Regions from separate parts of the Homo sapiens genome. Here region 2 is linked to region 1. A link is a loop called in an ENCODE intact Hi-C map of the cell type or tissue named here. Cell type or tissue: heart left ventricle. All regions are shown on one strand. Links, peaks and the distances in the headings refer to the core of each region. The heading gives the core; the rest is flanking DNA.

Evidence for each region. Hi-C counts contacts between places; a loop is a spot of excess contacts. Peaks named below come from ENCODE experiments on the same cell type or tissue, not always from the same donor. Only the 100,000 strongest peaks of a DNase experiment are listed, where the experiment ranks them.
Region 2: a loop joins it to region 1, with 4 times the contacts of the local background. A loop is called at or near these places in 7 of 110 quality-filtered maps.

What each region holds. Positions count from the first base shown.
Region 1 is chr17:74,290,796-74,304,633 of GRCh38, forward strand. It overlaps DNAI2 (dynein axonemal intermediate chain 2), which reads left to right. Exons shown (of 14, transcript NM_023036.6): 6 at 225-338; 7 at 8,923-9,062; 8 at 10,251-10,373. Among named protein-coding and RNA genes, the nearest start is that of DNAI2, 23 kb to the left of the region's middle. RefSeq lists a silencer at 5,766-6,000. In heart left ventricle, for the core only: a CTCF peak has its summit at 5,988 (motif pointing left); a DNase peak (open chromatin) is centred at 5,966; H3K27ac peaks cover 1,669 bases.
Region 2 is chr17:74,236,410-74,252,475 of GRCh38, forward strand. TTYH2 (tweety family member 2) reads left to right here. Exons shown (of 14, transcript NM_032646.6): 4 at 885-1,105; 5 at 6,965-7,060; 6 at 7,568-7,640; 7 at 12,602-12,671; 8 at 12,935-12,990; 9 at 13,527-13,619; 10 at 13,856-13,948; 11 at 15,825-15,967. Among named protein-coding and RNA genes, the nearest start is that of DNAI2, 30 kb to the right of the region's middle. RefSeq lists an enhancer at 8,473-9,367. In heart left ventricle, for the core only: no CTCF peak of the experiment used is centred there; DNase peaks (open chromatin) are centred at 5,203 and 7,122; H3K27ac peaks cover 334 bases.

The DNA of each region.
Region 1 (13,838 bases), core at 2,182-10,181:
TGTTCACCAAAAATAAAAACCATCAGCAAAGCCCCTAGGGTCAAGAATGCCAGATTCTGGCCAAGGTGGACCAGGGGGTGCAGGCTGGGGAAAGACTGGAGGGGCTTCCAGGCTTCCCCCTCTGCCACCATGCCCCCGCTACCCACCCGCAGAAGGGGTGAAACTGGTTGATCCTGTCCTTTTCTTTCCGGGCCTGGTGGGGATAATTTTTTTGTGCTTTATAGAAAACCCCAACAAGCCTGAACTTGCTCTGAAGCCATCGTCTCCACTCGTGACGTTGGAGTTCAACCCCAAAGATTCCCACGTACTCCTGGGTGGCTGCTACAATGGACAGATAGGTAAGGAGGGACCTAGGCTTTTTTATTTTTATTTTTATTTTTTTTAGATGGAATTTTGCTCTTGTTTCCCAGGCTGGAGTGTAGTGGTGCAATTTTGGCTCACTGCAACCTCCGCCTCCTGGGTTCAAGTGATTCTCCTGCCTCAGCCTCCCGAGTCGCTGAGATTACAGGCACCCACCACCACACCTGGCTAATTTTTTTGTTATTTTTAGTAGAGACAGGGTTTCACCATGTTGGCCAGGCTGGTCTCGCACTCCTGACCTCAGGTGATTCACCCACCTGGGCCTCCCAAAGTGCTGGGATTACAGGTGTGGGCCACCACACCTGGCCGGGACCCAGATTCATAGTCAGAGCCAATCCTGCTGCTATAGGGCAGAGCCCACATGGCAGCCTGGGCTCGGCCACAGAAGACTAAGTGGGGTGAGGGCCTCCCATAGCTGACCAACTGCAGACACGGGTGAGGCAGGTTTGGCTGACACCTCAGCAGTGTCTCCTGTTACTACTGTAAGTCTAAAATTAGCTCAAAATAAACAGTTTTAAAAAACTATAGTTCAAGTAAAATCAGAGAATATTTGACTAGGGGCCGCCATAAAGGGATGATGAGAGCGTTGGGGAGCCCTATTTTGGGAGAGGTTTCTGGGAAACCTACATGCTAACGGATATGGGTAATACTGGCCTTATAGAATGAGTTGGGAAGTATTCCCTTCTGGAAGTTTGTGAAGAATTGATATTAATTTTTTTTTTTTTTGAGATGGAGTCTCGCTCTGTCGCCCAGGCCGGAGTGCAGTGGTGCAGTCTCAGCTCACTGCAGCCTCCACCTCTCGGATTCAAGTGATTCTCCTGCCTCAGCCTCCTGAGTAGCTGGGACTACAGGCTCATGCCACCACGCCTGGCTAATTTTGTCTTTTTTCAGTAGAGTTAGGGTTTCACTATGTTGGCCAGACTTGTCTCAAATTCCTGACCTCAAGTGATCCTCCCTCCTTGGCCTTCCAAAGTACTGGGATTACTGGCGTGAGCCACCATGCCTGGCCGCTATTAATTCTTGAAATGTTTGGTAGAACTCATCAGTGAAGCCATCTGGTCCCTGGCTTTTCTTTATTGGAAGCTTAAAAGTTACAATTCAGTCTGTTTATTTGTTATAGATCCTCTTCACATTTTCTGTTTCTTCTTTAATTGCTTTTGGTAGTTTCTGTCTTTCTAGGAACTTTTCCATTTCATCAAGTTGTCTAGTTTGTTGACATTTAATTGTTCACAGTATTCCCTTATAATCATTTTCTTTTTCTTTTTTTTTTTTTTTTTTTGAGACAGAGTTTTACTCTGTTGCCCAGGCTGGAGTGCAGTGGTGTAATCACTGCTCATTGCAGCCTCGACCTCCTGGGCCCGAGCAATTCTTCCACCCCAGCCTCCCGAGTAGCTGAGCCTACAGGCATGTGCCACCACACTCGGCTAATTTTTGTAGTTTTTTTAGTCACAAGGTTTCATCATGCTGCCCAGGCTGGTCTTAAACTCCTGGGCTCAAGGGATCCGCCTGCCTTGGCTGGCCTCCCAAAGTGCTGGGATGAACCACCACACCTGGCCTGATTTCAGTCTTTTAAAATTTATTGAGACTTGTTTTATGGCCTAGCATATTGTCTATCCTGGAGAATGTTCCATGAGCACTTGAGAAGACTATATTCTGCTTATTGTCCGGTGTAGTTTTCCTTTTTTTTTTTTTGGGACGGAGTCTTGCTCTTTCGCCCAGGCTGGAGTGCAGTGGCGCGATCTTGGCCCACTGCAAGCTCTGCCTCCTGGGTTCACGCCATTCTCCTGCCTCAGCCTTCCGAGTAGCTGGGACTACAGGTGCCTGCCACCACGCTGGGCTAATTTTTTGTATTTTTTTTTAGTAGAGACGGGGTTTCACCGTGTTAGCCAGGATGGTCTCGATCTCCTGACCTCGTGATCCGCCCGCCTCGGCCTCCCAAAGTGCTGGGATAACAGGCGTGAGCCACCGCACCTGGCCTGTCCAGTGGAGTTTTCTATAGTTGTCTGGGAGGTCTTGTCTATAGTGTTGGTCAAGACTTCTATTTCCTTGTTGATCTTTCACGTAGTAATTATGTCTATTATTGAAAGTAGGATACTGATGTCTGCCATTATTATTGTTGAATTGTCTATTTCTCCTTCAATTTTGTCAGGTTTTGCTTCCTGTATGTTAAGGCTATGTTATTAGGTACATGCACATGCTTATAATTGTTAAGTTTTCCTAGTGAATTAACCCTTTTATCAGTATATGATGTCTTCATTTGTCTCTAGTAGCATTTTTCATCTCAAAGTCTGTCTTTGAGATAAGCACTCCAGCCCTCTTTGGTTACCATTTGCATGGTATATCTTTCCCCATCCTTTTACTTTTAACCTGTTTGCCTCTTTGAATCTAAAGTATGTCTTGTAGCCAGGTGTGGTGACACGCACCTGTAATCCCAGCTACTTGGGAGGCTAAGGCACGAGAATCGCTTGAACCTGGGAAGCTGAGATTGCAGTGAGTCGAGATCATGCCACTGAACTCCAGCCTGGGTGACAGAGCGAGACTCCATCTCAAAAAAATAAAAATAAAATAAAAAAATAAAGTATGTCTCTTGTAGATTACATGTAGCTGGCATACAAGTGAATCATAGTTTTGTTTTGTTTTGTTTTTGAGACAGAGTCTTACTCTGTCACCCAGGCTGGAGTGCAGTGGCGTGATCTCGGCTCACTGCAACCTCCGCCTCCTGGGTTCAAGCGATTCTCCTGCCTCAGCCTCCCGAGTAGCTGGGATTACAGGTGCATGCCACCACGCCCAGCTAATTTTTGTAGTTTTGGAGAGATGAGGTTTTACCATGTTGGCCAGGCTGATCTCGAACTCCTGGCCTCAAGCGATATGCCCACCTCGGCCTCCCAAAGTGCTGGGATTACAGGCATGAGCCACCACGCCCAGCTTGGATCGTGGTTTTTTCCTTTTAATCTATTCTATCTATCTCTGGTTTTAAGTGGAGAGTTTAATCTATTTACATTAATTTAATTACTGATAAAGTTTACATCTGCCATTTTGCTTTTTTTTCCTATATGTCTTACATCTTTTTGTTCTTTCTCCATAACTGCCTTCTTTTGTGCCACGTATTTTCTAGTGTACCATTTTAATTCCCTTATCATTTCTTTTTTTTTTTTCTTTTCTTTTTTTTTTAGAGACAAGGTCTCACTCTGTCACCCAAGCTGGAGCGCAGTGCTGTGATCATAGCTCACTGCAGCCTCAAACTCCTGGGCTCAAGCAATCCTCCCACCTCAGCCTCCTGAGTGGTTGGGACAACAGGTGCACGTCACCACACTCAGCTACTTTTTTATTTTTTAATTTTTGTAGAGATAGGGTCTTGCTATGTTGCCCAGGCTGGTCTTGAACTCCTGGCCTCAGGCAATTCTCCCACCTTGGCCTCCCAAAGTGCTGGGATTTCAGGCGTGAGCCACCACACTCAACTTAAGCTATTGATCTTATTGATGATCCTGTGTATGTGATGAGTCATTTTTCTCTTGCTGCTTTCAAGAGTCTCTGTCTTCAGCTTTGATTATGATGTTTCTAGGTATGGATATCTTTGAGTTTATCCCACTTGGAATTCATTGAGTTTCTTGGATGTGTAGATTATTTTTTTAAAAATCAAATATGGAATATTTACAACCATTATTTATTCAAATATTCTTTCCTACCCTTTCTCTCTCTCCTCTCCTTCTGTGACTTCCATTATGTGTATGTTGGCATGCTTGATGGTGTCCCATAGGTCTTTAGACTCTGTTTTTCTTTGTTCTCTTTTCTTTCTATTCCTCAGACTACATAATCTCAATTGACCCATCTTCACGTTCAGTGATTCTTCTGCCTGCTCAAATATGCCATCCTGTAGCTTCTCTGCTATATTTTTATTTTGGTTAATGACTCCAGAATTTCTATTTTGTTCTTTCTTTTAAAAATAATTTCTGTCTCATTTGGATGTGGTGGCTCGTGCCTGGAAACCTAGCACTTTGGGAGGCTGAGGTGGGTGGATTACCTGAACTCAGGAGTTCAAGACCAGCATGGGCAACATGGTCAAACCCCATCTCTACTTAAAAAAAAAAAAAAAAAAATCAGCCAGGTGAGGTGGAGTGCACCTGCAATCTCAGCTACTTGGGAGGCTGAGGCAAGAGAATTGCTTGAACCCAGGAGGCAGAGGTTGCAGTAAGTTGAGATTGTGCCACTGCACTCCAGGCTGGGCAACAAAGCGAAACTCTGTCTTCAAAAATAATAATGATAATGATTTTTGTCTATTTGTATCTTTTATTTGGTGAGAGATCATCTCATGCTTTTCTTTAGTTCTTTTGATGTGACTTCCTTTAGTTCTTTGAACATGTTTAGCATAGCTGATGTGAGGCCTTTGTCTAGTTAGTCCAATATCTGGGCTTCTTGGGGACAATCTCTATTTATTGCTTTTTTATTCCTGTGTTTGGGCCATACATTTGTATTTCTTGGCATGTCTTATAATTTTTTTTTTATTAAAAACTATACTTTTTGTATGATTTAATGTGGCAACTTTGCAAATCAGATTGACATACCTCCCAGAGTTTGTGTTGTTGCTGTTTGTTGTAGTTGTTCTTTGTTTCATTAATACATTTTCTTAGCTAGTTCTGGAAAGTCTGTATTCCCTGTCACGTGTGACCACTTATAGTCTCTGCTTAGCTTAGTGATTAGTTAATGATTGAACAAAGATTTCCTTAAGCATTTGTCACCAAAAAATCTCCCCTTCTCTGCTAAGGGGCTCTGTGTGCGTGTGTGAGCATGCCTTTACACTCAGCCAGGCAGTTGTCAACTCTGCCTTAGTGTCTGTGCAGAGATGAGGTCAGCCAGAGAGTTTAGGGCTTTATCGGTTTTCCTGAGCATGACACAGCTCTGGGCGTGCACACAGCTCTATCCATGCTTGTGACCTTCTAGACTCCCAGGAATATGTCAGATCTTTTCAAAGCCCTGTGGACACATCATGCTTCAGCTTTTCCTTTTACTTATTTACTTTTGTTGTTTAAATGTAATAGAAGTTGAGCACAGTGGCTCACGTCTGTAATCCTAACACTTTGAGAAGCTGAGGCGGGAGGATCGCCTGCATTCAGGAGTTTGAAACTAGCCTGTGCAGCATAGTGAGATCTTGCCTTTAAAGAGAGAGAGAGAGAGAGAGAGGAGAGAGAGAGAGGAGAGAGAGAGGAAGGGGGAAGGAGGGAGGGAGGGAGAGAGAGAGAGAGAGAGAAAGAAAGAAAATAGGGACAGGGTCTTGCTATGTTGACCAGGTTGGTTGTGAACTCCTGGCCTCAAGCAGTCCTGCCTCAGCCTCCCAAAGTACAGGCGTGAGCCACTGTACTCGGCCCAGCTTTTCCTTTTAAGCTTTTCGGTAGGTCTATTCCTTTCCCCACCTGTTATCCACTGCCTCAGGAAGCTGCAAAGTTAGTCAGTTGCCTGCAATTACACCCTGATGAAAAGACTTTTCACACCAGGCAAAGGCTGAACCAAGTCAATTACAGCCAACCTTGCAAGAGGAGCCTTATCAGGGAACCACCAGACCGGTCAGATAATGACAGTTCTTTGGGCATGAGACTTGAAAGGAGCTCCAGCCTCATTCTGCTCCCTCTTGTGGCGCCAGGCTGCTGTTTTTCATCAGGAGTGCAGAATGTGAATTTTCAAGGCCACCACGGAACTGCAGAGTGTGCGATCTTAACTAGGGCAAGTGAAAATGCCACTGTTCTTACCAAGATTCTGCTGTTTTTCTTGAATAAACATTCTCCCGACTGCCCTAAGCCTCTGGCTAATTTCCAGAGTTCTGAAAAAGTTGATTCTGACCATTTTTGCCAGTTTTCTCACTGCTATTATGGAGGAGAGAATTTTTGGAGGTCCTTACTTCACGGATTTTGCTGATGGCACACCTGGAAAACTGATTTTTGTTTGTTTGTTTCTTTGAGACAGAGTCTCGCTGTGTCACCTAGGCTGGAGTGCAATGTCACGATCTTGGCTCACTGCAAGCTCCGCCTCCCAGGTTCATGCCATTCTCCTGCCTCAGCCTCCCGAGTAGCTGGGACTACAGGTGCCCGCCACCACGCCCAGCTAATGTTTTGTATTTTTTTTTTTTAGTAGAGACGGGGTTTCACTGTGTTAGCCAGGATGGTCTTGATCTCTTGACCTCGTGATCTGCCTGCCTCGGCCTCCCAAAGTGCTGGGATTACAGGCATGAGCCACCGTGCCCAGACTTTTTTTTTTTTTTTTTGAGACAGGGTCTTGCTCTGTCACCCAGGCTGGAGTACAGTGGTGTGATCTCAGCTCACTGCCACCTCCGCCTCCTGGGTTCAAGCGATCCTCCTGCCTCAGCCTCCCCAGAGGCTGGTGCATGCCACCACGCCTGGCTAATTTTTGTATTTTTAATAGAAACAGAGTTTTGTCATGTTGGCCAGGCTGTTCTCAAACTCCTGGCCTCAAGTGATCCACCCACCTTGACCTCCCAAAGTGCTGGGATTACAGGCGTGAGCCACCAAGCCCAGCCCAAACTGCTTTTTTTTTTTTTTAATCTCCAGTGAGATCAGAAGTCACCTGCCTGGGTTGGCTCTGAATGTCCCTACCTGCTCTGTTCCCCTGAACCTGGAGTCGCCAGACACCCAACCCATGACTACACCCAGGCCAGTCTTGACCCTGGGCGTAAAAAGCATTCCCCACTCCTCTCTGCTCTGTATGTTCTTATACTTTTGCTGCTTCTTCGGGAGTGGGAGCCAGGATGGCTGAGAAACTCCTCCTCTGAAGCTGTCTGTAGTCAGCTGCTTCCTAAGGCCCCGATCTCCCTCTCAGACCTGCTGCCTCCTGCCCAGGGGAGCTTTCAGATTATGGAATAGACCCGGGCTCCCATAAACGTCCCTGCCAAACTATCTGGGTGCCAGAGCTCTAAAAGACTGAGGCAGAGCCACTTTGCCATGATTAATTCAAGAGCCTTGACTCAGTCATTATTCATAACCTCTTTCAGTGGTTTTTCATGCCAGCTCATACCAGCCCAGACTCTGGTGCTCCGCTGCTCCAAGAAGGGCCCCTCTAGGGCCATGTGGGACCCAGTGGGACCTACTCTTGAGCACTGCTTTGCCAAAGTAGAACAGGCTTATCTTTTATTTTTATTTATTTTTATTTTTTGTTTTGTTTTTGAGACAGCCTTGCTTTGTTGCCCAGGCTGGAGTGCAATGGCATGATCTCAGCTCACTGCAACATCTGCCTCCCAGGTGCGAGTGATTCTCATGCCTCAGCCTCCTGAGAAGCTGGGATTACAGGTGCCTGCCACCACGCCCAGCTAATTTTTTTGTGTTTTTAGTAAAGATGGGGTTTCATCATGTTGGCCAGGCTGGTCTTGAACTCCTGACCACAAGTGATCCACCTGCCTCAGCCTCCCAAAGTGCTGGGATTACAGGTGTGAGCCACCAGGCCTGGCCTATTTTTATTTTTTGAGACAGGGTCTTGCTCTGTCACCCAGGCTGGGGTGTAGTGGCACGATCATGGCTCACTGCAGCCTCAACCTCCCAGGCTCAAGCAATTCTCCCACCTCAGCCTCCCGAGTAGCAGGCAGCCTCCCGAGTAACAGCCTCCCGAGTAGCATGTGCCACCATGCCCAGCTAGGTTTTAAATTTTTTGTAGAGACGGGGTCTCACTATGTTGCCCAAGCTGCTCTTGGATTCCTGGGCTCAAGCAATCCTTTTGCCTCGGCCTCCTAATGCGCTAGGATTACAAGCATGAGCCACTGTGCTTGGCTGAGCAGGCGTATCTAAGAAAACATATTTCTGGGCCAGCTGAGTTCAGGGAAAATGCCTTGAACTTGGAGAAATACTAAGTCAAAGCTTACGAGCTAAGTACTTTTGTTATTTTACAAAACGGCCTTTCCTAGAAACAGCTCTGAGTGACAGGGTGAGCCCTCATTGTGCATTCATGGGAAAATGGAAACGAAATCTAACAGGACAAAGGACAGATAACCTTTCCATCTTTCTTGGCAAAGCACTAATAACAGATCACAGTAAAGGCTAAAGCTCCTCTGTGAGTTTCTTTCCAACAGAGGCAGCAGAGGTACAAAGGATAAGAGGAAATGGGCTAATGTAGCAGAGAGATTCACCTAAATGGAGTCTTTCCACGTGCTTTTCCCTACGTTAGGGACTCGGCTCTCCTCTCGCCTGGCTCCCTCCATCCTGAGGCTCATCTTCCATCTCAGCTACCTGTCACTTCCTCCAGGAGGCCTTCCCTGACCACCCTCATGTGTTCCCCTGCCACTATGCCTGTCCTATCCCCAGAGGCTTGCCCAGGGCCAAGTGTTGGGTAGGGAGTCAATGCCTGGGAGGGGCTCAAGGAACTGAATGAAGCTTGCACTCTGGGAGTCTCTCCAGAGAGTCTGTAGAGGCTGGTAGGAAACTCAGGCTGATTTGAACCAAGCCCTGATTCTAGAAAACCACATACCTGCCAAACCAGAAGCAGCAGCCCCCTCTCTCCCCTGCTCCCTGCCCTAAGGAAGGAAGCCTGTGCCCCCTTCCACTCCTTCTTCATCTCCTTCCTCACCAGCCTGCTGGGACACCCGAAAGGGCAGCCTGGTGGCGGAGCTATCCACCATTGAGTCCAGCCACCGAGACCCTGTGTATGGCACCATCTGGCTGCAGTCGAAGACGGGCACCGAGTGCTTCTCAGCTTCCACGGATGGGCAGGTACCCACCAGCCAGACACTGGAGAGAGGAGGGAAGGGAGGGGCAGTAACTGTTCCCTGGTTCCCCATCAGAACCCCTGGGGACATTTCCTTTAACACATTTTATTTTGAGATGGAGTTTCACTCTTGTTGCCCAGGCTGGAGTGCAATGGCACGATCTTGGTTCACTGCAACCTCTGCCTCCCGGGTTCAAGCAATTCTCCTGCCTCAGCCTCCCAAGTAGCTGGGATTACAGGCGCCTGCCACTATGCCTGGTTAATTTTTTATTTTTAGTAGAGATGGTGCTTCACTATGTTGGCCAGGCTGGTCTCGAACTCTGACCTCAGGTGATCCACCCGCCTTGGCCTCCCAAAGTGGTGGGATTACAGGCATGAGCCACTGCGCCCAGCCTAACACTTTATTTTTAAGTTGAGTAGTGATAATACATGCCCACGGAACAGAATCTAAAGGGTGCAAAAAAGAAAATGCCTTCCTCTCACCTCTGCCTGCACCTCCTCCCCTCCCTCCCTCTCTTATGTCTGCCTTCAGAGCTAGTCTCTGCGTATGCAAGGAAACACACCTCTCTCTTCTTTACTCTTTCTTTTTGCACACTTCACACACTATTCTGTACTCGATGTTTTCCATTGTGTGTACCTTGGAGATAGTTTCATATTTCATACACCGCTGCCCCATGCCTATTAATAACTGCATCATGTGGGTGTACCATAATTTATATATGGATTCTAATATTTTGTTGCTACCCCCCAAAAAATACAGCAAAGAGCATCTTTATACACAGATTGTTGCACACATGCGGGGATATATCTACAGCAGACATTGCTGGCAGTGGGACTTCTAGGTCGGAGCACACATGCATTTTTAACATTGCCGGATATTGCCTTATTGTGGGGAGTCTTGGCATATACCGATTCTTGGCCTTGCACCTGGAGGTTTTGATTCAGTAGGTCGAGGGCGAGGCCTCAGCATCTGGGTTGTATGAAGCTTGCCGGCGACTCTGATGATCAGCCAGGTGTGGGAACTGTGGACAGAACAGCAATCCTCAAAGTGTATTTGCTCCCACGAATTGCCGGGAGCTCCATCCTTTGTGGCCCAGTGGCTGACCCCAGGACGGTGGGGTGAGGGCGGAGAAGGCAAAAGCCAGGGGAAATACAGGGCCTCGAAGTCTCACTGTCGCCCCTCCTCCCACCAGGTCATGTGGTGGGACATCCGAAAGATGAGCGAGCCCACTGAAGTTGTGATCTTGGACATCACCAAGAAGGAACAGTTGGAAAATGCCTTGGGGGCCATCTCCCTGGAGTTCGAATCTACTTTGGTGAGTGTCCCTTGCTGTCCCTTCCCCGACTTGCATTGACAGGGCAGCCAGGGCTAAAGACAGGCCATTGCTAGGATATCAGGTGCTCGTGGAACCCAGCACCAGCCCAGGGAGGCCACCCTCACTGCAGCCATCCTAGACGTGTGTGGCCTTTACAACAACTTTCCAGCAGGGGGCAGCAGAGCTTCTCGAAGAAGGACACCATAGTCATCATGGCACCAAGTCATCTTTTGGCCAGTGGCCCAGCTGAACACAGAGGGCAATCTTTTGACAGAACAATTCCAGAAAAGCCCTGTTTTGTGGGGAAGGTCACGCCCAGGACCAACATCGGGAGGCCTGGACTCCAACCCAGGTCCTGGCCCTGCCTGGCACGGGGTCCCTAGGCTGGTCACCTGCCTTCCTCTGGGGAAGGAAGAGGTACTGGAGAGGAAAATGAGGTCAAAGCAGGCTCCTTGGAAAACCAGAGCACAAGCATGGTCTCGGTGTTCAGTCACTGAGAATGACAAAGAAATATCAAAGTTCAGGTCGGGCAGGGTGGCTCACGCCTGTAATCCCAGCACTTTGGGAGGCCAAGAATTTAAGACCAGCCTGGGTACATAATGAGACCCCCCCCACCGCCCGCCCAGTCTTTACCAAGAAAGAAAGAAAGAAAGAGAGGGAGAGAGAGGGAAAGAAAAGGAAAGAAGGAAGGAAAGAAGGAAGGAAGGAAGGAAGGAAGGAAGGAAGGAAGGAAGGAAGGAAAGAAGGAAGGAAGGAAGGAAGGAAGGAAGGAAGGAAGGAAGGAAGGAAGGAAGGAAAGAAGGAAGGAAGGAAGGAAGGAAGGAAGGAAGGAAGGAAGGAAGGAAAGAAGGAAGGAAAGAAGGAAGGAAGGAAGGAAGGAAGGAAGGAAGGAAGGAAGGAAAGAAGGAAGGAAGGAAGGAAGGAAGGAAGGAAGGAAGGAAGGAAGGAAGGAAAGAAAAAGAAGAAAAATATCAATGTGAGGCAAGGCGCCGTGGCTCACACCTGTAATCCCAGCACTTTGGGAGGCTGAGGTGGCAGGATCACTTGAGCCCAGCAGTTCAAGACCAGCCTGGACAACATAGCAAGACACTGTCCCTACATAAGAAAAGAAAAAAAGGGCCAGGCACGGTGGCTCACACCTGTAATCCCAGCACTTTGGGAGGCCAAGGCGGGCGGATCACCTGAGGTTGGGAGTTCGAGGCCAGCCTGACCAATATGGAGAAACCCCATCTCTACTAAAAATACAAAATTAGCTGGGCGTGGAGGCGCACGCCTGTAATCCCAGCTACTCGGGAGGCTGAGGCAGGAGAATTGCTTGAACCTGGGAGGCGGGGGTTGCGGTGAGCCAAGATCGCATCATTGCACTCCAGCCTGGACGACAAGAGCGAAACTCCATCTCAAAAAAAAAACAAAGAAAAGAAAAACAGGAAATATCAGTTTGAGCATAGTGCAAATGTGTTAGAGGAGGGAAGCTTCCTAGAAGCAGTAAAGGAAGACTTCCTCGCTAGAGTAAGAAGACAACTTTCCCTTGTTGTTGGCTTTTGGTTTGGGCTGAGTCTTGGTTTACGTCTTAGTGCAGCCCAGGCCTGGTTCCCCCTTGGGGGTGTCACTTGTTTGCTTCGGGGTCATGGGCCATCATTCCTAGGGCTTTGGGAGGCCCTGGCCTCGAACATACCTGGGCAACCCTAGCTCAAGGCTGAGAGATGAATGTTGATGGAAGGAGGAGACAATTCCACTGACCCCCTCCCCAGAGGACAAGGCACTGGGCAGGGAGGTTGGGGTGGCGAGGGCTCAGGAAAACATTCTGTCCCAGAGGCAAGGCTTTCTAGGCCAAGTGCTAGACATGCAGCCACATCACTACTAGGGCCATCTCCTCCATGCCTGGCCCTTGCAGGGTGCACACTGTGTGTTGGACACTTGTGGCTGCCTGATTTAATAAGCTTGTGCAGTCGCCTACAACCATCTCGTGGGGTAATGTTATTATCCGTACTTGCCAGACACACACGATGAGTCTTCATGAGATTAGGTTGTGAGTCCTAGTACCTGGTAAAGCTGGGACTCAAACCCAGGGCTCCAACTCTGAGGCCCAGAGTGTCCACCTGCAGCCCACCATGAAGTCTGAGGCTAGAGGCACGATGGGCCACTCAGATCTGGGTGGCCTTTCTCTCTGGCTCACTGACGGGCGGCGTGCAGTCGGCTTGAATACTTTCTTCTCTGGACCTCTCAAGCTTGGTCTTTCCACTTGCCCTTGACGCCCAACTTGAAGCCCAGGTTTTTGTTTTGTTTTGTTGAGACATCGTTTTGCTCTGTTGCCCATGCTGGAGTGCAGTTGTGTAATCTCAGCTTACTGCAACATCCACCTCCTGGGCTCAAGCCTCAGCCTCTTGAGCAGCTGGGACCACAGGCACATGCCACCAAGCCAGGCTGATTTTTTTTTTTTTTTTGAGACAGAGTCTCACTCTTGCCCAGGCTGGAGTGCAGTGACATGATCTTGGCTCGCTGCAACCTCTGCCTCCCAGGTTCAAGTGATTCTCGTGCCTCAACCACCACACCTGGCCATGTTCTGGGTATTTTCTAGAGATTTTATATTTATCATTTTAGTAATTTTCTGGTAGAAGAAAACTGCATAATAAAACAATATGTTTTTTAAAAAAATAAAAATAAAAAAGCTGGGGGGCCAGGTGCAGTGGCTCAGGTCTGTAATCCCAGCACTTTGGGAAGCCGATGTGTGCAGATCACTTGAGCTTAGGAGTTTGAGACCAGTCTGGACAACATAGGGAGACTCCATCTCTACAAAAATACAAAAATTAGCTGACCCTGGTGGTGTGTGCTTGTGGTCCCTACGTGGGAGGCTGAGGTGGGAGTACTGCTTGAGCCCAGAAGGTCAAGGATGCAGTGAGCTGAGATCGCACTGCTGCACTCCAGCCTGGGCAATGGAGCCAGAACCTGTCTCGAGAAATAAATAAATAAACTAGGAGTTCTTTTTTCTTTTCTTTTCTTTTTTCTTTTTCTTTTTTCTTTTTTTTTTTTTTTTTTTTTTTTTTGAGGTAGGGCCTTGCTCTGTAGGCCAGGCTGGAGTGCAGTGGCATGATCTCGGCTCACTGCAACCTCTGCCTAAAACCTGGGAGTTCTATAGGGGCAGGTTCACCAGCTGCAGAGGACATCTGAGCCCGTTGACAAAGGCCCTCCCCTCAGTGTGCCCCTCCCCTACCTCACTCAGCTGTTCTTTCCATTTGGAATGCTGAGGACACAGCACCATTGTAGGCTCAGGCCCTGCTGGTGGAGGTTGTTCAGTCTAGCCCAGAAGTTAAGACAGAACAGTAAACAAGGAAGGGCATTGCGTGATGGAGGGGGTCATGCTCAGAGACGCGAGGGGAGCACTGGACCAGGAGTCAGGAGACCAGCCTTTGTGCATTCAGTCCGCAGTGAAGTGAATAACTACTAAAGCTCAGTTCGTGGGCGATG
Region 2 (16,066 bases), core at 3,666-11,665, 53 kb before region 1:
AAAGAGAATTTGTAAGCCAAAGTGCTGAAAGTTTTAAGAGAATCTTCAAAGAATAATGGATTATTTTGTTGGTTTCTCCATCTGGGTGTCTCTGTATATAGTAAGGTATAGTAATGAATGCATACGTTTATTCCAGCCCTTTACAGCAGGGGCCACGTGGTGGGCACACAGGATAGCCTCCTTAGTAGAGAGCAACAGAGGCTCCAGAGGGCAGGGATGTGCCCACACTCCCAGCGCCAGAGGCTAGACCTGGCCTCAGCCTGCAACACATAATGGTGTGCTCCTTTGGCGCCAGCATTCTCTCTCTCGGAGCCCAGATCCTGTTTAAGGCCAGGTCAGGGACTGCCCCCTGGTTTGAGGGACATGAGGACTGGGTGGGTAGTGGCGGCCTCTGTCTTCAGTCCTTCCTCCAGGGGCACAGGCTCGAGATCTTCAGGCCTGGGGCAGCATGGTGTGTTCATTCATGCCTAAGCAGGCCAGGCCAGCTTTTTTTTTTTTTTTTTCGACACAGAGTATCACTCTTGTCGCCCAGGCTGGAGTGCAATGGTGCGATCTTGACTCATTGCAGACTCCGCCTCCCGGGTCCAAGTGATTGTCCTGCCTCAACCTCCCAAGTAGCTAGGACTATAGGTACATGCCACCACACCTGGCTAATTTTTATATATTTTTTTGTAGAGACAGGGTCTCACTGTGTTGCCCAGGCTGGTCTCAAACTCCTGGGTTCAAGCAATCCGCCTGCCTCAGCCTCCCGAAGTGCTGGGATGACAGGCATGAGCGTAATTATCGCACCTGGCCAGGCCACCTTCTGCTGCCTGCAAAGACCTCTTCCGGGATGAGAATCAGAAGCTCTACCTCCATGGCTTTTGCCCCCTGCTCCTCCCTAGGTTTCCGGAACTACCCAGAAGATGAAGGTGGACCTAGAGCAGCACCTGGCCCGGCTCAGTGAGATCTTTGCTGCCCGGGGCGATTACCTGCAGACCCTGAAGTTCATACAGCAGATGGCGGGCAGCGTTGTTGTTCAGCTCTCAGGACTGCCCGTGTGGAGGGAGGTCACCATGGAGCTGACCAAGCTATCCGACCAGACTGGCTACGTGGAGTACTACAGGTGAAGGACCGGTGGGAGGCAGAGGGAGGGGCAGCAGCGGCTACATCAGCTTTGTTTATCCAAACCTGCATGTTGAGCTCCAGGTGGAGAAGGGCCACTGGAAAGTATTTTTTTTTTGTTTTGTTTTTTTAAGACAGAGTCTTGCTCTGTTGCCCAGGCTGGAGTGAAGTGGCACGATCTCAGCTCACTACAATCTCTACCTCCGGGGTTCAAGAGATTCTCTTGCCTCAGCCTCCCTCCCAAGTAGCTGGGACTACAGGTGTGTGCCGCCACGCCAGACTAATTTTTGTATTTTTAGTAGAGACAGAGTTTCACCATGTTGGCCAGGCTAGTCTCTCGAGCTCCTGGCCTCAAGTGATCCACTGGCCTCAGCCTCCCAAAGTGCTGGGATTACAGGCGTGAGCCACCATGCCCAGCCCACCAGAAAGTCTTGATAAGCCATTGGCCAAAATCAGGAGAACATGGGGGCTTACAGGGGCCACGTGGTGAGCATGCAGGATAGCCTCCTTAATAGATAGGCAGCAGAGGCTACAGAGGACAGGGATGTGCTCACACTCCCCGCGCCAAAGGCTGGACCTGGCCTCAGCCTCCCGCACACGGTGGGGTGCTTCTCTGGGACTAGCATTCTTCGTGGCTGGTGCAGGGTGGAAACGCCACATGCTTCATAGGTTCCTCGCCTGCCAGAGTTCATGGGACAGGATTTCTTGTATCCACAGACACAGCCACAGGGTTATGGGGGGTTGAGGAGATGAGCACCCGGCTAAGGGTGCTAAGAAGTTGCCATCAGGGGAGGCTCTGACCTACAAGTCATTGTGCTCCCAGGGCCTGGGCCTAAGCGTGGAGGAGGCACAAGGGAGGAATGAGGCTGTGTCCCCAGACTCACTTTTTTTTTCTTTCTTTTTAAGACAGTATCTCACTCTGTCACCCAGGCTGGAGTGCAGTGGTGTGATCATGGCTCATTGTAGCCTTGAACTCCTGGGCTCAAGTGATCCTCCCGCCTCAGCCTCCTGAGTAGCTGGGACTACAGGCATACAACCACACCTGGCTAGTTTAAAAAAATTTTTTTTTGCAGCTGGGACTGGTGGCTCACACCTATAATCCCAGCACTTTGGGAGGCCAAGGCAGGCAGATCGCCTGAGGTCGGGAGTCCGAGACCAGCCTGACCAACATGGAGAAACCCTGTCTCTACTAAAAAATACAAAATTAGCTGGGCGTGGTGGCGCATGCCTGTAATCCCAGCTACTTGGGAGGCTGAGGCAGCAGAATTGCTTGAACCCAGGAGGTGGAGGTTGCAGTGAGCCAAGATCATGCCATCACACTCCAGCCTCAGCAACAAGAGGGAAACTCCATCTCAAAAAAAAAAAAAAAATTTTTTTTTAGAAATAGGGGTCTTGCTTTGTTGCCCAGGCTGGTCTCAAACTCCTGGCCTCAAGCAATCCTCCCACCTCAGCCTCCCAAAGTCCAAGGATTACAGACATGAGCCACCATGCCCAGACCAGCCTCACTTATGTAGAACCTGAGTGATGGGGACTGAGGGGCACCACCCTCACTTAGGTGTACAAACTCATGCCCGTGTCATCTGACCTCTGGGGCTTTGTTTACATCTCCCCTGCCTCCCCATTTGCCAAATCCCAGCCTAGCCAGAGGCACTGGACACAATCGGCGGAGCAGGGACCTGCTGCCCCTCTCCAGGTGCAGGGTCCAGCGAAGTTTGCTCCGTGGAAAGCACAGGAAGGAGGCAGCAGCCCCAGCCTTTGGAGGGCTCCCGGCTGAATGATGGCCTGGGCTTGTGCTCCCAGGGCCCGGGCCTAGCATGGAGGAGGCACGTGGGGAGGGGAAGCATGAGTCAGGAGGAGCGAGTGTCAGTTCTTTGGATCCCTCCCCGCACCCTCCATTTGTTGGCTCCTCTTCAAGCCATTGATGAACGTCAGAGCCTTTAGCTCAGGGTTGCACAACTTACTTCTGTTTTCTGGATTTGTGTCCCCTTGTGTCATAAAGCCCCACTCCAGGAGGTCACTGCTGGACTGAGTCCAGGGGCCTCTCCCCTTCCCAAAAATAGGAGGTGGCAGGTCCCTGAGCAGAGGGAGCTCATGAAGTCCCCAGCTCTGGGGGTCCTCCCCACACCTTGCCTCCCCAGCCCGTCCAGTCCCTGCATCTCCGCCATGTCCTGGATGCTCTGGATTGAAGGGACCTTGGCCCCACTCCCCAGCAGATGGATGCTCATGGGCAAAAGAGCCTCCCTCCCAAGGGACAGAAGGAAACTGCCAGCTCTAAGGACTGTCTGTGACCTCCTGTGGCCCCAAAACAGGGGTGTCTGATGATTCTCCTGATGCATGGGCCATTCATTGCCTGAGCCTTCGAAATCTTATGTCAGGCAGGGGCAGGACCCATTTTAACGTCACTCTTCTCTGAGCACACCTAGCAGAGGACTGTGTATGTTTAAGGGCCTCATGTGGGCATTTTGTTAATGACACTGATGGAATTAAGTCAGAATTTACATATCAAAGGCGGCTTATTGTTAAGGCGATGGTATTAAAATAGTGGAAGGATGGTGTCAACTGCACATCAGCTATTTCAGCGTGGGTGATTGACAGGACCCCCTGTGAGTCCATCCCCAACTCCCCACTGCTTATTCGGGTTGAGGCAGAAGAGGTTTGGCTCATGCTGTAATCCCAGCACTTTGGGAGGCTGAGGTGGGTGGATCACCTGAGGCCAGTAATTCGAGACCAGCCTGGGCAACATGGAGAAACCTCATCTCTACTAAAAATACAAAAATTAGCTGGACGTGGTGGCGCACGCCTGTAGTCCCAGCTACTTGGGAGGCTGAGGCAGGAAAATTGCTTGAACCCAGGAAGCGGAGGCTGCAGTGAGCCGAGATTGCGCCACTGCACTCCAGTCAGGGCAATAGAGTGAGACTCTGTCTCAAAAAAAAAAAAAAAGCAGAGGTCTAGTCCAAGGTTGGCACCTATGGCGCCTGAACATCAGTGATATTCTACCCCTTCTCCTGTCTTTGCTTCCATCTGTGGCTTCTCCTCTCACCTGAGCTGCTCTGCAAAAAAAGCCCTCCCCTGAAGGGCCCCTGTCTTTGCTTTTGGGATAGTCCTTGAGCATAACCATGCAGCAAAGCAGATATTTCCTAGCATTTTTATACAAGGCGGGGCGAAGTATTGGAGGAGATAAAAAGCCAAGGGGCTCCTCTCTTTGAGAGGCTACGGTTGAGGGAAGAGGGAGCCGGGGTGGGAGTGGCTCTGGCAGGCAGAGCCGAGTTCTTGGTTAGGAATACATCCCCCAGTCCTCGCCCAGCTCCTCTGGGAAAACACATCCGCCTAGAGGAGATGTTTCCAGGAACCCCTGACAACATGAGGCGTGGAGGCAGGGAAAATACATTGAATCACAGCCACAGAGAGTGGGTTAGAAGCACCCCTAACTGGATTTCCTGCTGCTCTGCAGAGCGGAGGCGAGTGGTGAGAAGAAATCTTTAAGTTTGAAACATGAACTGGGTATTTCGAGAGGTGCCCTGTAGCTGGCTGTGTCCCTTGCAGGAAGCTTGATGTAGACAATGTGGAATTTCTGGGCCAGGCTCTCCCCACCAGGGGCCTTGGCTTTCTAATCTGTACTAATCTGTAGAATGGGATCCAGCTCACACCTATGATCCCAGCACTTTGGGAGGCTGAGGCAGGAGGATCTCTTGAGTCCAGGAGTTTGAGACCAGCCTGGACAACATAGACAGACCCGGTATTTATAATACGTGTGTGTGTGTGTGTGTGTGTGTGTGTGTGTGTGCGTGTAAAAATAAGAATGTGATCCAAACACTAGATGGTTTGCGAGGTTCCTTCCAGCTCTGAGCTAAGTCTAAGGAAACTGGCTTCTTGGTGGCAGCAGGCTCTGCCCACTCCCCAAAGCCCCCGGCTCCATTCCGGGGAACCCCAGAGACCTAGTGTGTGCTGCCCCCTGCTCGTGCAGAGACAAGGACTTTGATTAGTCCCCTTCTTTTGGCAGTAAGCCTCAATTCGGGGAGTCAGAAAGAACCTCCCTTGGCTGCCAGGCCTCCAGCTTGCTCCCTCCCCTCTCTCCCTCGGAGCCTCTTTGCCACTTTCTGCCAGCTCCAGGGCACTCCCTGCCCACGCTCCAAACTCCGTCTTCCCCTTTATGATGTCAGTGAAGCAGAAAACCATTGCTGGAGAGGAGAGGTCAGCGACTTTACTTGGCTCTTGCAGCAAGAGAAATAATGATCCAAATACTTCCCTCTTTGGGGACGGGGAAGCCCCTGTCTCTGTGCCCGCCCCTCCTCTGTCCACTCTCCCGCTGGTGCCCAGCACAGGGTAAAGGGCATGGCTGCCAGGGGAGACCACTGGGCCTTGTGAGGACCACCTTGGGGACCTGTGTGGAAGGGAAAGGAACGAGGGCACTTTGTTTGGGGTCTTCTCAGTGTCCGTTGGCTTAAGATACTTTGATTCTTCAGCCTGTTCTCTGGAGAAGCAGGAGGGCAGGGCCTTTGAAGTCCTTGGCTGCCTTGCCCCATCAACCTTTATATTTAGCAAGCACTTAATCCTTCCTCTGGCCCTGTGAGATGAGGGGTTCCAGCTCCCTCTACAGATATGGAAACCAAGGTCTCAAGGGGTGAAGTGGCTTACCAAGGTCTCCCAGCTGGGGTGTGACTGCCTTTCCCCATCAGTCCAGCCCTGGGGACAAAAAGGCCAGAGGAATGAAGGGCTTGGAGGAGGCTGGAGGTCTGCAGGGCTGTAGGTACCCTGACCTGGACTCCCGGGTTCCACACTGAGCCCTCTGATGGTCAGAAACGAGCCCACTCACCTGGGTATCCCTGGTGCCAAGCTCAGTGCCTGGCACAAATGTTGTTTAAAAATGAACCTGAAGTTTTTTGTTGTTGTTGTTTTTGAGATGGAGTCTCACTCTGTGGCCCAGGCTGGAGTGCAATGGCGCCATCTCAGCTCACTGCAACCTCTGCCTCCTGGTTTCAAGTGATTCTCCTGCATCAGCCTCCCGAGTAGCTGGGACTACAGGTGCCCGCCACCACACCTGGCTAATTTTTGTATATTTTGTAGAGATGAGGTTTCACCACGTTGGCCAGGCTGGTCTCGAACTCCTGGCCTCAAGTGATCTGCCCGTCTTGGCCTCCCAAAGTGCTGGGATTACAGGCGTGAGCCACTGCGCCTGTCCTGAACCTAAAAGTCTTAAGTTATGGATCCCATCCAGCAAGGGGGCAAGATGGGAGGCCTTGGGGAGCCAGGCTGAGTGTTTGTCAAAGAGGCAGGCACCTTAGGGGCTGTGTTAGATCTGTGGCTATAAACATCAGGCCTTGGCTGGTCTGATGCTGTCTGAGAGTTCTAGAAGCAAAGGGAAGCAGGGTCCTAGGCGATGCCTGCTGGGAGGCCGCAGAAAGACACTTCAGAGCTGTGCTGTCCAGGGTGGTAGCCCCAGCCATGTGTGGCTATTGAAATTAATTAAAATTAAGTAAAGTTTAAAATGTATTTCTTCAGTTGCACAAGCCATATTTCAAGTTCTCGGTAGCCACCTGTGGGTAGTGGCAAAGAAGAGAGTGGACAGCAGGGATTTAGAACAGCTCCTCCACTGGGGAAAGTTCTAGTGCACAGTGCTGGTTTTGACACTCAGCCTAGAGGTGAAGGCAGGGGGTGTGAATTGACAGCTTTGTCCAGGCAGCAGTGGGGGTGCAGCTCCCGAGGCTTCAGCCCACGCATGCTGGGTGCTTGCTGGCTCTGGGCAGCATGTCCATAGTAGAGGGTCCAGTGTGTCCCAGGGCTGCCGTGCAGGCCTCTCACGTGGCCAGCAGGTCAGAAGTTCCACCCTGCTGCTCCTGACCATCCCTGCCCCTCTACCCAGGTGGCTCTCCTACCTCCTGCTCTTTATCCTGGACCTGGTCATCTGCCTCATTGCCTGCCTGGGACTGGCCAAGCGCTCCAAGTGTCTCCTGGCCTCGTGAGTATCCCTACCCGTGGACCTGGGACAAAGAGCTGGGCAGGATGCCATCATCAGAGAGAGACGAGGGCCTGGCCAGCTCCAGAGTGTGGGGAAAATAGCCAGGCTGCCTGAGGCCACCTTCTGCCCCGTCCTCAGCACTCAGCAGAGGAGACAGACAGCAGCCACCAACTCACCATCTGGTCACCAAACGAGCAAGCATTAGGCTTTCCTCCTTCTCTGGGCCTGACTCTGTTGAGCAGCTAAGAAACATGGGTCCGTGCATGAAAGCCTCTGGCCGTCTTAGCCAACACTGCCCCCTTAGCCTGTGCTCTCACGCCTGGGTCTCTTTAGCCTCAAGGACCTGGGCTCCATGGTCCTTTCCTAGTAGTGAGCAGGGCCCACGTCAGGGCAGGGACTGAGGCTGCCTTTGGATCCATTGCAAGGGTCTGGGGGCAGGGTGGGTGGGGTGATGGCTGAGAGGAAGGGGACCCCGCCTGCCAACGTTGTCGCCTGCCTCTCTCCTAGGATGCTGTGCTGTGGGGCACTGAGCCTGCTCCTCAGTTGGGCATCCCTGGCCGCTGATGGCTCTGCGGCAGTGGTGAGTTGGGGGAGGGAGTGGGTGGTGGGTGGTGGTTGGTCTGCCAGGACACTCTGGTGTGTCTCCAAGCAGGGCCAGCTTCCGGTCCCAGCTCCTAACCTAGAATCCCAGAATCTCAGAACCAAAGGGACTTGCGTCATCTGAACCGGCCCCTCTCGTTACAGATGGGGAAACAGGCCCAGAGAAAGGAAGGGGACTGCCCAGGGTCAGAGCCAGGATAAGACACTCATGCTTCATACCCAGAGAGAAGCCCCCGGCTGCCCAGGCATGCTTAGGCTTACACGTGCTTAGGCTTAGGCGTGCCTGGGTGACCAGGGCGCTTCTCTCTGGGTGTGAAGAACTGACCGGGTCTCCTGAGAATGGGTAGGGGTCCAAGCCTCAGACTGGGGAATCCCTCCCGCATCAGAAGCTGCTGCTTTGCCAGCTCCCCAGGCCCTGGGACTGTAGAATGTGGTGTCTGACTTGCCTTCCATCCCAATGTCCCAGGACTCCCGCGGTCTGAAGCACACATGCTGTATGTTTCTGGATGTGATGTCTCAAAATGGCTTAAAAAAAAAAAGTTGGGGGCTTCCTATGCGGGTCCACATGATCTTTAAAGGACCTAACACTGGCGCTAAGCTGTGTGCATGAGGCTGTTCATTCACTCAGCTGACATTGTTTGCTGGGTGGCACTCGATGGTACAAGTTGCCTGGGGTTGCGGAAGCCAAGAGGACGTGATGTTTGCTGTTGACAAAGTTCCAGCCTTTGGAAGCAAGACTCATAGGCAGATCACTGCAACCCCAGGCTTTGATACAGTGGAGGTGCAGTGTGTGTGTGTGTGTGTGTGTGTGTGTTTGTGTGTGTGTGTTCATGCACATGCACGTGATAGAAGAGAACACAGTTTACCAGGGGAATTCAAGGAACCCCTCACTGATTCAAAGTCCACAGACTAACCCTGGGACATGCATCTGTTCTGCCATAGTGACCTGAGGCTTGATAGGATAAGATGGGGGTGGCTTGTACAAGAAGCTCCCTAACCACACTCACACCTCGTCCAGTGACTTGGGGGCTGGCCACTAGCTCTGGGCGTGGACACAATGCCCTCAGGGACTCTGGCACTGCCTGACTTAGCACCTTAGGCAGAGGCTTGTGCAGAAGGGAGAAGAGGGGGCATTTTCTGTCTTTGCCTCCTGCCACCCCAGTGCAGTGACCACGGACCAAGGAATGGTCGAGAAAAGGCCCAAGTCATGTTTGAAAGCATGCAGGAGCTGGGACGGCTGTAAACAGTGCCACTGCTGGCCAGGGTGATGCAGGCAGCTGCCTGGCCTCCAGCCTCTCCTCTGGGGCCAGGGCCACGCACAGGGAAGCTGCAGGGAGCACACGGCGAACTCCTCCAGGGCCCCATCCCGCTTTCTGGGCAGCCTCTGCCTTCTGGAGGCAGCGGTGGCTTCCAGCTTGCCGCTGTGAGCTGCCCTGTGGTGGCCGCCCCTCCCAGTGGGGGCTCCTCCCTCTCACCAGGCTTCAGTGTTCACGAAAACCAGAGGCCATTTAATCTCCCAGCTGGGCGCCCTGGAATGCGGGGAGCTGGGGAGAAAGGCCATTTCCCTAATTCCTCTAGTCAGGCCCCTGAGTGCGAGATGGGGAGCAGGCGGTGGAGCTGAATGGGCTTTTGACGGGCTGGAGATGCTGCTGCATTTTAATAGGAAGCCGGGTGAGGAGGAGCCAGGAGGGCGGGGAGGGCGGCCGGCTGTCCCGGGGTTGTTGTGGAGAGCTTTTGTGTGGCCTCCCAATGCCACCCTGCTCTCTGAGGCCTGTTTTGACAGCCATGGGGCCAGAGGATTGACAAGGCCTCCCTTCCCCACCCCCGACCCCTACCCCTCCCTGTCCCTAGAAAGGACTCCATGAGGACAGAGCACTGCCCTGGAGATCTGCTCTGGGTGAGGCAGGGAGAGGAGGGAGCAGCGGAGCTCCAAGCTTCCAGGCCCTGGGGCCACCCCTCGTGGTCAGCACTGCGAGTCAGGAGGTGTCTGGGGTGAGGGGCTAGAGCAGGCAGAGAGGCTGGGAAGCCCTGGAAGAAGGAAGGGGAAGGAAATGGGTTCAGCTGTGAGGGAGGAGGCAATGGCTGTCACAAGTGCTTTGGCCACCGAGCCTGGGGACAGAGAACTTCAGGGGATTCCTCCAGCTAAGGGGCAGCCAGGCCTGCCCCTGAGTCAGAGGGTGGGAGTGTGGCCTCTGCAGCCACCCTGTCTGGGCCCACATCCTCCCTTCACCCCTTCCCAGCAGTGGAAACCCAGGAAAGTTCCTGAGGTTTTCTGTGCCTCAGCTTCCTCCTAGGTGAACACAGAGAATAACAGGACTTACCTCAAAGGGCTGTTGCTAGGGAAAGATGAGTGGGTTCATCCTGGGAGGCACACAGAAAATGTCCAATAAACAGTGGCCACCACTGGCTTCCTGTGCATTCATCGTCATCATGCTAGGGTCACGGGGGTCCCTTCAGACCCACACCTCCATTCTCAGGAGCTGCCTGCAGGCTCAGCCATCACCTGGGCTGGTTACTGGGCAGCCTCTCCCACCTGCCCCAACTATGCTCAGTGACCTCCTTCCTGTCCCCTCTCCTGCCATCCCTATCACCATGGCATGAGTAATGCACACGTGTATTAGTCCATTTTCACACTGCTGATAAAGACATACCCAAGACTGGGCAATTTACAAAAGAAAGAGGTTTGATTGGACTCACAGTTCCACATGGCTGAGGAAGCCCCACAATCATGGTGGAAGGCAAGGAGGAGCAAGTCACGTCTTACATGGATGGCAGCAGGCAAAGAGAGAGGACGTATGCAGGGAAACTCCTGTTTTTAAAACCATCAGATCTGCCAGGTGTGGTGGCTCACACCTGTAATCCCAGCACTTTGGGAGGCTGAGGCAGGGGGATCACCTGAGGTCAGGAGTTCAAAACCAGCCTGACCAACATGCCAGAACCCCATCTCTAGTAAAAATACAAAATTAGCCAGGCATAGTGGTGCATTCCTATAATCTCAGCTACTCGGGAGACTGAGGCAGGAGGATTGCTTGAACCCGGGAGGTGGACGTTGCAGTGAGCCAAGATCACGCCACTGCACTCCAGCCTGGGCGACAGAGTGAGACTCTGTCTCAAAAAAAAAAAAAAAAAAAAATCAGGTCTTGTGAGACTTATTCATTATCAAAAGAACAGCGTGAGAAAGACTTGCCCCCGTGACTCAGTTACCTCCCACCAGGTCCCTCCCATAACATGTGGGAATTCAAGATGAGATCTGGGTGGACCATTTCGACATGCACACACACAAGGGCATCACACACATACATGCACACGCACACAGGTGCTTGTCTTCATTAATAGGAGAGTTGACTCCTCACTGAGTCCCACACCCCAAACCATCCTATGCACCTATCCCAGGAGATGGAGGCTCCAGGGTGGCCAAGGGGTGTGAAGAGCAGGCCTGGCCTGGGAGGGGAAGGAGGAGAGAGGCAGGAGGAAGACCATGTCACTGTGGAGCCTTGGACTGGAGCCTCCTGTCCCTCTCCTTTCTTGGTTCCCAAACTTCTTGGGGGTGACCCAAACTGAGATGGTGGCCTCGCTCTTTATTTCCCCAAGGCTTCCCCATCCTCCACTTGGGCCTGGCTGCACTCTCTGTCACTCCAGCCAGGGGGTGGGGGCACACCACCAGGCCTGCTGGCGCCGCAGCTCTGATAGGTAATAATAGGCCAGGTTGATGTATTATGAATGCTGGTGGTTTGTGTATAAAGCATTTCTCCCAGGGTCTTAAGTGCGTGCGTGCGTGCGTGCATGCGTGTGTGTGTGTGTGCGCGTGCGTGCATGTGGGGCTCTCGGGAAGCTCTGTATCTGGAGGGGTGTGTTATTCCGCACCCTCGCTATACACACATTTTCTAGACCGTAAGTGCTGTGATGCACTAACCTCTAGGTGCTAGAACCCTGCACGGCACTGAGTAAGTACTCCATAAATGTCTATCAACTTAGCAAGTTAGTGAGTGATGCTCTATTGTGGACCCCTGAGGCAGTGGCTCCTGAAGGAGGACGGGGCCACCGGCAGAGCAGGGCACTCAGAGGGGTCCCCTGCCCGGGGAGCATGTGCCAGAGGAGGGGGACATCCCTAAGGAACAGGCCAGAGGACCTGAGCTCTCCCTGGCTGCTCTGGAAGGCGGAGGCCCCCCAGTTTATCCAGTCCCTAGAGCACCCCAGGCCAGATCTGGGGTGCGCCTGGCTTGGAGGCCATGTCCTTGCTGCCGCCTCTCCTGGGGCCTGCGTCTGCTCCCACCCTGCCGCATGGGCCTTAGCAATCACTTAGCCAGGCCGTGCTGTGGGGCCAGGTCCTCCAGCTCATAAGTGGCAGCCGCCTCTCAGCTCCATGCCCTTCCCACCCCATGTCTTGGCAGGTGAGCACCTGCACCCAAGGCTCACAGATGCTTCAGCACCAACCTCATTCTTTAGAAAGAGTTTGGGGGAGGCTTCATAGATTGAACACCCGTCCCTGTAGCACTTGATCATAGCAAGACAAAATGTAAAACAGCAGATGAGGCCATGGTGTAACGAACTCCCACACACACAGCCTGCAGCTGCCCTGGGGCCCAGGATGCTGGCCCCCAAAGGTCTGTCCCAGAAGAGGCATTCGGGAATAAGAGTAACAGCATGCGCTCTGCCCCAGTCACTTTTCTGAGCACTTTACTTGCATTGGGTGAATAGCATTATCATCTCCATGTCACAGATGAGGCAACCGGGGCACAGGAAGAATAAGTAACTTGTCCAAGGCAACAGAGCTAGGAAGGGGCAGAGCCAGGTTTGAACCCAGGAGGCTGGCTCCAGACTGTCCTTTGCCACCTGGGAGGGAGCTCAAGGGGCTGGGGTGATGGGCTCCCGGCTCCTCCCAGGGCCCCGCTGTCCTGATACCTGATTTTCCTCCACCCCGTCCCTCTCTCCCTCACTCAGGCCACCAGTGACTTCTGTGTGGCTCCTGACACCTTCATCCTGAACGTCACGGAGGGCCAGATCAGCACAGGTAACTACACACTCTCAGGCTGCTGCTGTGGATGCATAGGTGGCCGGACTCTGTGCCCCTACTTACCTCTTTCAGCCCTGTAGCCATCCAACCCCTCCTCAACCCTGAACTTCAAGTCCAGCTCATGCTCTAGGCCATTTCCTAGAAAGTGCCTCCCTTGGGAGCTCAGGGACGGGGAGGGAGGTCTGGCTTGGCCACCAAGGATGATAGAGATCTCATCTGGTCATTTGTGAGCTGCCTAACGTTATGCCGTTGCCCTGCAGAGGTGACTCGCTACTACCTGTATTGCAGCCAGAGTGGAAGCAGCCCCTTCCAGCAGGTATGGCCCCCCGAGGCCTGCCCTCACCCTGCCCACAGCCGCTCCCCCTTGACCCTAAGCCTCACCACTGACCAAGATGGCGGAGGTGGCAGGGCCTTGCTTGCCTCACTGTGGTCCTCTCCTTAGCTGCTTCTGTGAGGGGGGCGTGCTTTTGGTCGTGGGTTCTAGATTGGTGGTTAACACATATGCAGCTCAATGCGGGAGCTAGTTCCCATGCAGATGCTGTCCAGGAGCTCTGGGGTGGGGCCGAGATTCTGTACTACTCACAAGCTCCCAGGTGAGGCCAGGGCTGCTGGTCCAAAGACCACATCTGAGCTGCAAGCAGGGAGAAGACTGTGCAGCTCTCAAGAAGCCAGAGGAGTAGGGGGAGACTTCCTGCAAGTGGAGGGGCCTGTGCAGCTGCAGCCAGGTGGGGGGGTGGGAGGGGCAGGAGCATAGGCCCCTCAGCCACTGTGGGGCTCCTGGGAGACGGAGCCTCACTGTGGGGCTCCTGGGAGACGGAGCCTCACTGTGGGGCTGTGTCTTTCCTGGCTCAGACCCTGACCACCTTCCAGCGCGCACTTACCACCATGCAGATCCAGGTCGCGGGGCTGCTGCAGTTTGCCGTGCCCCTCTTCTCCACTGCAGAGGTAAGGCAGCTGTGCAGGAAGAGGGGAGCCCCAGATGAACCCTGACAGCCCTTTCCCCTGCCCCGGCCCCAGGGCCAGGCTGTGCACAGCTTGCTGCTGGCTCTCTGTTCTCCCGCCCCCGTGACTCGGCTCCCTCCCTTGGCTCTAGAGGCCCCTGAGCACAGCTGCTGTGGTGGTTTTCTCCGCCAGCTCTCCTCCACAGCCCCTCGGCCTCTCTCGCTCTCTTCCCGCTTCAGGAAGACCTGCTTGCAATCCAGCTCCTGCTGAACTCCTCAGAGTCCAGCCTTCACCAGCTGACCGCCATGGTGGACTGCCGAGGGCTGCACAAGGTGCATGGGGACCCTGGGGTCACGTGGAGAGTGTGAGGGCACCCAGCAGGCCACACCTTCCAGAGAAAAGCCGGTAGAGGCCGAGGGGAGCGATGGCCTGGGTCCCCTTCCGGCCCAGGAATGGAACTGAAGCCAGATAATGGGAAGGGAGGGGGTGCCTGGCTTCTCCAGGGGCTGAGACAGGGAGACTCAGTACAAGGGACCAGGGGTTCGGGATGGGAGGGTTGGATGCGGTTGGCTCTGGGTCACTGGGGGACCCTGAACAATGCAAGGGAGGCTGTTCCCCATTGTCCAGACTCCTAGCCATTTCCTCAACACATCTGTCTCCCTGGGTTGCAAGTGGATGTCCCAATCCCATTGCCAGAGTCTTCTTTCCAGGAACTTGGAATATCAGACAGACACAATGATGCAGGGAACACATGGGGAGCACGTGAGAGCCCCCCACCCAAAAGCAGTGAGCCAGTGTATGGCGACAGCTTTCACATCCCAGATGGATTTAGTGCAGACAGTCTTTGTCATCATCACAGCTGTCAGCTCCATGCTTGGCCCTGTTCTGTGCATTTTATATCCAGTATGTCATTCAGTTCTCACAGTTATACTGTGAACCACACGTTATTTCCTAGGAAATTGACTTGCTTGTGCGTGTGTATGGATAGATCCATAGATACAGCTATGTGTGTGTGCACGTGCGTGTGTCTGTGTGTGTGTGCGTGTGTGTGCACTTGTGGTGTATATGTCTGTGCGTGTGTGGTGTGTTTCTGCGGTTGTGTGGGTGCACATATGTGATGTGTGTATGTATGTGTGTGGTATGTGCATGCTTGTGCGCATGTGTGCTGTGCATGCGTGTGTGTGGTGCATGTGTATGTGCCTGTATGTGTGTGTGGGGTGTGTGGTGTGTGCGTGTGTGTGGTGTGTGCATGTCTGTGATGTGTGTGGTGTGTGTGCATGTGTGTTGTGTGCACATGTGTGCACATGTATGTGGTGTGTGTGGTGCATGTGTGTGTGCATGTGGGGGGTGCATGTGTGTGGGGGGTGTGTGTGCGTGTATTTATAAAGTGGCTTACTGAAGAGTCCCGAGTTGGCACATCAGGGGCTTGGGTTTAGATCCTGGTAGTCTGACCTCAGAGCTAAGAACATGGCAGTCACCCCTGTCTCCTCTCTTCTTCCCCTTCTACATCTAATCCCCAGCAAGTCTTGGCAGCTCTCCTCTCAGCTGTACCCTGAATCCATCCATTTCTCTTTCTCTCCATGGCTTCCACCACGATCCGGTCCTGCCCCTCCAGCAGACAGTGGCCTCTTCCCACTTTCTCTTGCCCCCTCACCACCCATGAGCTTTCACACATGCAACCAGAGCAGTCCTTTTGCAGACTAGGTTGGATCACATCCCTTCCACTCCCACACCCTCCAATGTCTTTCTGACTCCTTTTAAAAGTCCGTACTCCTCTCCCGCATTGCAAGGCCCAGCACGACCCAGCCCCTGCTGGCCTATGTTCTCTCTCTTTCCTGAACAGGCCAAGCCTGTCCCCTTTGCCCCCTCTTCTCAAGGTGTGCTGCTTCTTGCCATCCTGGCCTCAGCTTCAGTGCCCCCGTCTCTGGTTCCCCACCCTGCAACCTCCTCCGCCCTGTTCAGAGCCAGCTTCTTAGTGCCCAGCTCACAGTAAGTGCTCAGCAAATGTTTCCAGCGTGAACCCAAGAAGCCCCATTGTGTTAGGCTCCAGAGTGTGGACCTTTAATGGTGCTGCAAGGCGCTCGGGATGGGGAGCAGCCAGGAGACCCCAGGTCCAGGCTCGGGGGAGAGGGACTTCCAGAGGAGAGCTCGGCCCGCAGGCTTTGCCCCCGCTCCTTCACTAGCTGCATGTCCCTCCTCTTCCTCCAGGATTATCTGGACGCTCTTGCTGGCATCTGCTACGACGGCCTCCAGGGCTTGCTGTACCTTGGCCTCTTCTCCTTCCTGGCCGCCCTCGCCTTCTCCACCATGATCTGTGCAGGGCCAAGGGCCTGGAAGCACTTCACCACCAGGTGGGCTGCCTAGTAAGGAGGGGAGCCTCCCACAGCCTGGAGTTCTGGGAGAGCAGCAGACAGGGGCCTCTGCTCTACGATTTAGCTGATAACCCAGGA